Regions from separate parts of the Homo sapiens genome. Here region 1 is linked to region 2. Evidence: chromatin contacts called from ENCODE Hi-C or POLR2A ChIA-PET data. All regions are on one chromosome and are shown on one strand. Each heading gives the region's core, a stretch centred on a gene start or an enhancer-like site at or near the end of the contact. The rest is flanking DNA. Distances are from core to core; before and after follow the strand shown. Region 1 holds the start of CRY1 (cryptochrome circadian regulator 1). Region 2 overlaps ABTB3 (ankyrin repeat and BTB domain containing 3).

Region 1 (2,700 bases), core at 115-2,614, 280 kb before region 2:
TAAGATTTCTTTCAGTGCTCTGATCCCTAGAAGGACTACAACTTGCCTAGAAAGAAAAACTGTGCTTTGTCTCGGCAACCACAAGGAGGAGTTGAGAAAAAGAACCGAGCAGAGAAACCAGATAATGCTGTTTCCCTTGCTTTTCCCACAGTAACCTCAAGGTGGAAGAACACTGGATCTGGAGCCTGCTGTACTGAATGAATGATTTTTCTCCATACTATGAGTTACCTAGACACAAACGTAAACAGGAAACATCACAATCCTTCCGAATGCCACAAAAAGGCCAAGGGAATCCATATACAATGGCCACTAAGGACAGGAAAGGTGTTTCTTTAACTCCAGCACTAAGAATTCTCCACAAATTCAGGGGAGGAGCTCCAGTTAGCACAGAAAGACACATAACTCACTGATGAAGACCGAGTGTTTCAGGTCGTCAGTACTCTTTGGCCAGAGAAGTATTAAGTCAATTCTATTTAATACTTAGGGCACCTAAAATTCGTAAGCGGTATAAGCAAGACAGTCCCACGTCTAAATTCACAGATTTGGCGGATCGCATGGAATTCATTAACATCAGACTCATTAAACACCCAAATCCATTTCCCACGGGCTTGTGACTCACCGCCACCTGTTGATGCCCACATTGGAGGAGCCGGCGAACCAGGGGTCCAGGATGTAGACGCAGCGGATGGTGTCGGCGCCCTGAATGCACTCCTTCAGGGCGGGGTTGTCGTGGAGCCGGAGCCCCTTTCGGAACCAGTGCACGGCGTTCACCCCCATGCCGGGGGGCGCGGCGGGTCCTCCACGGAGAAATTCAAGGAAGGAGGCTCCGGCTCATAGCCGACACCTTCGCTTCCAAGAGAATTGCCTCACCCGGGGCGTGAGGAAAGGGCGGCAGAGGGGGAACAGGAAAAAATGACTCCGAGGAGGGGACCGGAGAAGGCGGGGGCGCCGGAGGCGCAGTGGAAAGATGAATGGAGGTTGCCTAGTCGGCGGAGTCCGGGTGTGACGCCCTTTAGGAGCCCGCGCCCGCCGCAACCGCCTGGAGGCGACGCATAACTTCGAGGGCCTCGGACCTCCGGAGCCTGAGCAAGTTCCAGGAGCTCGAGCCGCCACGACGGCCCGAGCCGGCACGGACGGCCCCAGGAGATTCGTCACGGAAACCTCGCCCCACCAAGGCGGCCCCTAAAGACAAAACGGCCCGCCCGAGGTGAGTCACCGAGGAGAACCGGAGGGGAATGAGCCCCTGTCGGCGACGCTGTCTCTCGGCCCGGGAGAAAGGACCGGGAACGGAGGCTAGAGGCGGTGGTCGAGGCCGCTGGACGGTTGCCGGCCGGTGACCGGTCCCGAGGCTGCCCGGGTGACTCTGCCGCCGCCGCCGCGTCAGCGGCCTCGGCCCCGCCCCCGGCTCCTCATTGGAGGGCGCGCTCCCCTCGTGACCACCGGCACCTCACGTTTCTGAAGTGTGTTTACTACACTGGCTCGGAGGGGTAATCTGCTCGCGCTTCGGTCGCTTTTGGAGGAGCGGCAGCCGCTTGATCCCAAACTTGTTGACCCTCGTCCACACGCTGAACTCACTGCCTCTGCCCCTTTCCTGTGCCGACTGGTGGCCGTCCCTTGGAAGCAAATCGCGTTGACCACAGGCCCCTTGTGAGGGAAGGCTTAGCCCCGCCCCCAAGGGCCATGAGCGGCCACCATTGGCCGAGGCTCGCTGAGACCCGGATGAGCACGGGGATGCGGGGAGCTTGCGGGCGCGCGCGCTGCTCCGTTAGGCGCGCGTGCGCTCTCGCTGCGTTCCAGAGGGTAAGGGGGCGGGGCCGGCGGGCAGGAGCGCGCTCGGCGATTCCTCCCGTGGGATTTGGGGAGGGCCTGGAAATTGTCCGGTTTCCTTCAGGAGCCAGTGGTGGAGTCGGGCGGAGAGTGAGGGGAGGATGGAGTGGAAGGAGGAGAGTGGGAGGCTCCACGTACATTTCAAGTCCAAACCATGTGCTTCAATCCTGCTTTGGCCAGAGAACCCTACTTTGGAGATTGTGGAGCTGTGCCCCTCCACTCTCCTGGCCCTTGGGTGCCTCCTCCCCCTTGTACATACTCTGGGGAAAAGGGTAATTGGCAGGACGGATGCCAGGCATTCCTGGACTTCCTGGAATTTTTTTAATACTAGCGATATATATCATCAACCTTTCACCCCTCGTCTCTTACATTTAATGTAGTTTACCGGTCTCTTTGAAACTGGACGTTTGTCTACTTTTCCAGCGACAGTGAACTGCAGGCCATGGCATCCCTTAGATATATGATGCCCTTAAATTCATTCAATGATTACTTTTTGAATGAACTAGGCACTGTTCAAAGCACTAGAGATACAGGAGATACTTAATAAAACAGACTAAAACCCCACCCCTCCTGGGGTTTACAATTTGTCTCTTAACCTTTGCTGTTTTTTCCTCTATAAAATACTCTTCTTTGGAATCCAGTACTCAATATTACCACCTTTGAGCTACCTAGGATATTTCTACGCATCCCTTTAGACTCAGATGAAATAATAACTAATTTCTGAAAGTATTCCTGATCCCTAGGGCAAATTTAGGACCTCCCTGGGTTCTCCAAGTATGTTTCTGTTACATCACTTTTCACACTACCGTGAAAATTAGTTGAAAAGTGCCCATTCCTAGCAATACCAACTCAGTAATAGTACTTATTATCATA
Region 2 (2,700 bases), core at 170-2,669:
TTTGGTGAGGAAAAGGAAACTCTGTGCTTGACTGATTGGCATGAAGAGTTTAAAATGCATACTGAAGTCAACCAAGAAAAATGATTTACACTTTTTCCTCTTTCCTTTTTGTTTTGGATCTTGGATTCAACAGAGGGTTGAATTATTCATACTCAGAAGTTCACGGAAATTTTATCATTATGCAAGGGCTCTCTCTCTCATTTTATTAATATTTTATTTTTATTATTTTTATGTATTTATTTATTTTAGACAGAGTCTCACTCTGTAGCCCAAGCTGGAGTGCAGTGGCGCAGTTTCGGCTCACTGCAACCTCTGCCTCCTCCCAGCTCAAGCGATTCTCGTGCCTCAGCCTCCGAGTAGCTGGGACTATAGGCGAACGGCACCACCCTGGCTAATTTTTTGTATTTTAGTAGAGACGGGATTTTACCATGTTGCCCAGGGCAGTCTCGAACTCCTGAGCTCGGGCAATCTGCCTGCCTTGGCCTTCCAAAGTGCTGGGATTACAGGGGTGAGCCACCACTCCCGGCCTCTCTCTCTCATTTTAGTTCTTCACTTTTTTGTCTATAATCTCCACTCCCCTGTAGGTACTCATCCAAGGCGTTTAATATATGCTCTTGAACAGGTACATGTCTTTATAAAACATGTAAAATTGCTTTCTGTGTGTGTGTTATTGATTTATAGAAACGATATTGCACAAAGGAGCTTGTCCTGATCTTTCCATTTTCACCTATGTTCTCAATATCTATCCATGTTGGTTGTACATCTAGCTTATTATTTCTAACAGCTGCACAGTTAACTCCATCAAGATAGGCTAAGTTATGCAGCGGTAATAGCACAAAAATCTTAGCAGCTTAAAATTATGCAGGTTTACTGCTTGGCTCCACTACATATCCATCCCGTTAATAAGAGTTTTGCTTTGGAGACGTAGGCTGATGGAGCCTCCACCATTCAACACGGCAGAGAGATGAGCAAGTAGCAAATCACACACTGGCTCTTAAAGGCTCTGTCCAGAAGGTGACAAATAGCACACTGATTTTTAAAGCCTGCCCAGAAGTGGCCAAAACAAGTCACATGGCCATTCTCCACTTTAAAAGCAGTGGGAACTGCAAGCCTACTATGAATCTAAGAGACGGAGACACTGGAAATATTTGGTGAACTGTGTAATGACTATCACATAGTTGGCACCCATCATATTTTGTGTCTATCCATTCTTTAATGATGGGCAACTAGTTGCATCCAATTCCCCAGTACCGTGAACAATAATGTTGTCATTATGGGAACAATCTCCTTTCACTTGTTCCCATATGGACCCCATGCAAGTATCTATACTCAGGAGTGGGTTGGTCGGGTCACAGGGTTTATACAAACTTGGTTTCGATAATCAGTACCAGGTGAGTCTCTGGAACTGCTATGCCAGTCTAGACCCCCACCAGTGGCGCGGAGGGGTTCCCATTTACCCATATCCTGTTTAACAATCAATATTACTCAACATTGTAATTTTGTAAATCTGTTGAGTATAATGTGGAATCTATTGTTACTTTCATTTTCATTTATCTTATTACTAACGAATTTGAGCATCTTTTCATCTGCCTGTTGACTATTCTGGTTTCCACTTCTGTGACCTGCCTATTCATATCTACAGACCATTTTTCTATTGCATTTCCTTTCTTTTCTCATTGATTTATAGGAGTTACATATGTAGTTAGATGTTAATTCTTTGTTGGGTTTAGACATTGTAAATATCACTTTCCACTCTGCCACCTCTCTGTTAACTTTGTTCACAGTGTCTTTTGTTGAACAGAAGCCCTAATTTTGATGTAATCAAATCTACCAACTTTTTTTTCTTTTTGCTTTTTGGTTCGTGCCTTGGGGATTTTATTTAAGAGGACCTTCCATGCCCTAAGTTCACAAAGGTATTGTTTCACTTTCTTCTGTTAGCTTTGTAACTTTGCTTTCACATTTAGGTTTTTCATCCACTTAGAGTCTACTTTCATATATTGTGTTTGAGAGGGATCCAAATTCATTTAGTGAGCCAGTTTTCTCGACATTATAGAACCATTCCTTTCCCCATCAAGATGAGATGCAACCTTTATTATAAATCAGGTTCAAACAAGGGTTTTTTTTTTTTTTTTTCTTTTTGAGATGGAGTCTCGCTCTTGTCACCCCGGCTGGAGTGAATGGTGTGATCTTGGCTCACTGCAACCTCTGCCTTCCACGTTCAAGCAATTCTCCTGCCCCAGCCTCCTGGGTAGCTGGGATTACAGGCACCCACCACCACACCCAGCTAATTTTTTGTATTTTTAAGAGAGACAGGATTTCACCATGTTGGTCAGGCTGGTCTCGAACTCCTGACCTCAGACGATCCACCCTCCTTGGCCTCCCAAAGTGCTGGGATTACAGGCATGAGCCACCATACCCAGCCCAAACATGGTTTTTTTTTTTTTTTTTTTTTTTTTTTCTGAGCTTTTGTTCTCTTCTGAGCTCTCTGCACCTTATTGTTCAAGAAATAAAACAGAATGAGTTTTGTTTGGCAGAATTTGCCTGGTGTATTCTGAGTAGGGGAGCCCTGATGATTTCCTGTAATGCTGGGAGGTGGTGAGGCATAATGAAACTAACATTAAACTTGGGGTCAGAGGAACCCAGGCTTGTTCCTGGCTCCACCACTTACAGCCACGTGAACTTGAACTACTCCCTCAACCT

Evidence for each region. Hi-C counts contacts between places; a loop is a spot of excess contacts on that map. ChIA-PET counts read pairs that join two places held with the same protein, here RNA polymerase II (POLR2A). Pooled maps may share reads with other maps.
Region 1: a loop to region 2 is called in a map of naive thymus-derived CD4-positive, alpha-beta T cell, with 8 times the contacts of the local background. The contact joins the promoter of CRY1 here to the enhancer-like site in region 2. A Hi-C loop is called at or near these places in 3 of 168 maps with a recorded cell type or tissue (CD4-positive, alpha-beta memory T cell and naive thymus-derived CD4-positive, alpha-beta T cell) and 10 of 50 pooled maps. POLR2A ChIA-PET finds 5 or more read pairs at or near these places in 4 of 52 experiments (CD4-positive, alpha-beta T cell, activated CD4-positive, alpha-beta T cell, activated CD4-positive, alpha-beta memory T cell and 1 more).

Annotation. Positions count from the first base shown.
Region 1 is chr12:107,092,185-107,094,884 of GRCh38, forward strand. CRY1 (cryptochrome circadian regulator 1) reads right to left here and starts at 1,365. Exons shown (of 13, transcript NM_004075.5): 1 at 620-1,365. The coding sequence starts at 777. RefSeq lists silencers at 1,197-1,426, 1,757-1,836 and an enhancer at 1,507-1,656.
Region 2 is chr12:107,367,277-107,369,976 of GRCh38, forward strand. All of the region lies in intron 1 of ABTB3 (ankyrin repeat and BTB domain containing 3), which reads left to right. Among named protein-coding and RNA genes, the nearest start is that of ABTB3, 50 kb to the left of the region's middle. Within about 2 kb of position 1,420, at least 3 of the 41 ENCODE cell types and tissues checked have a DNase peak (open chromatin) inside an H3K27ac peak, as active enhancers do; they include CD4-positive, alpha-beta T cell, where a contact is called at or near this core.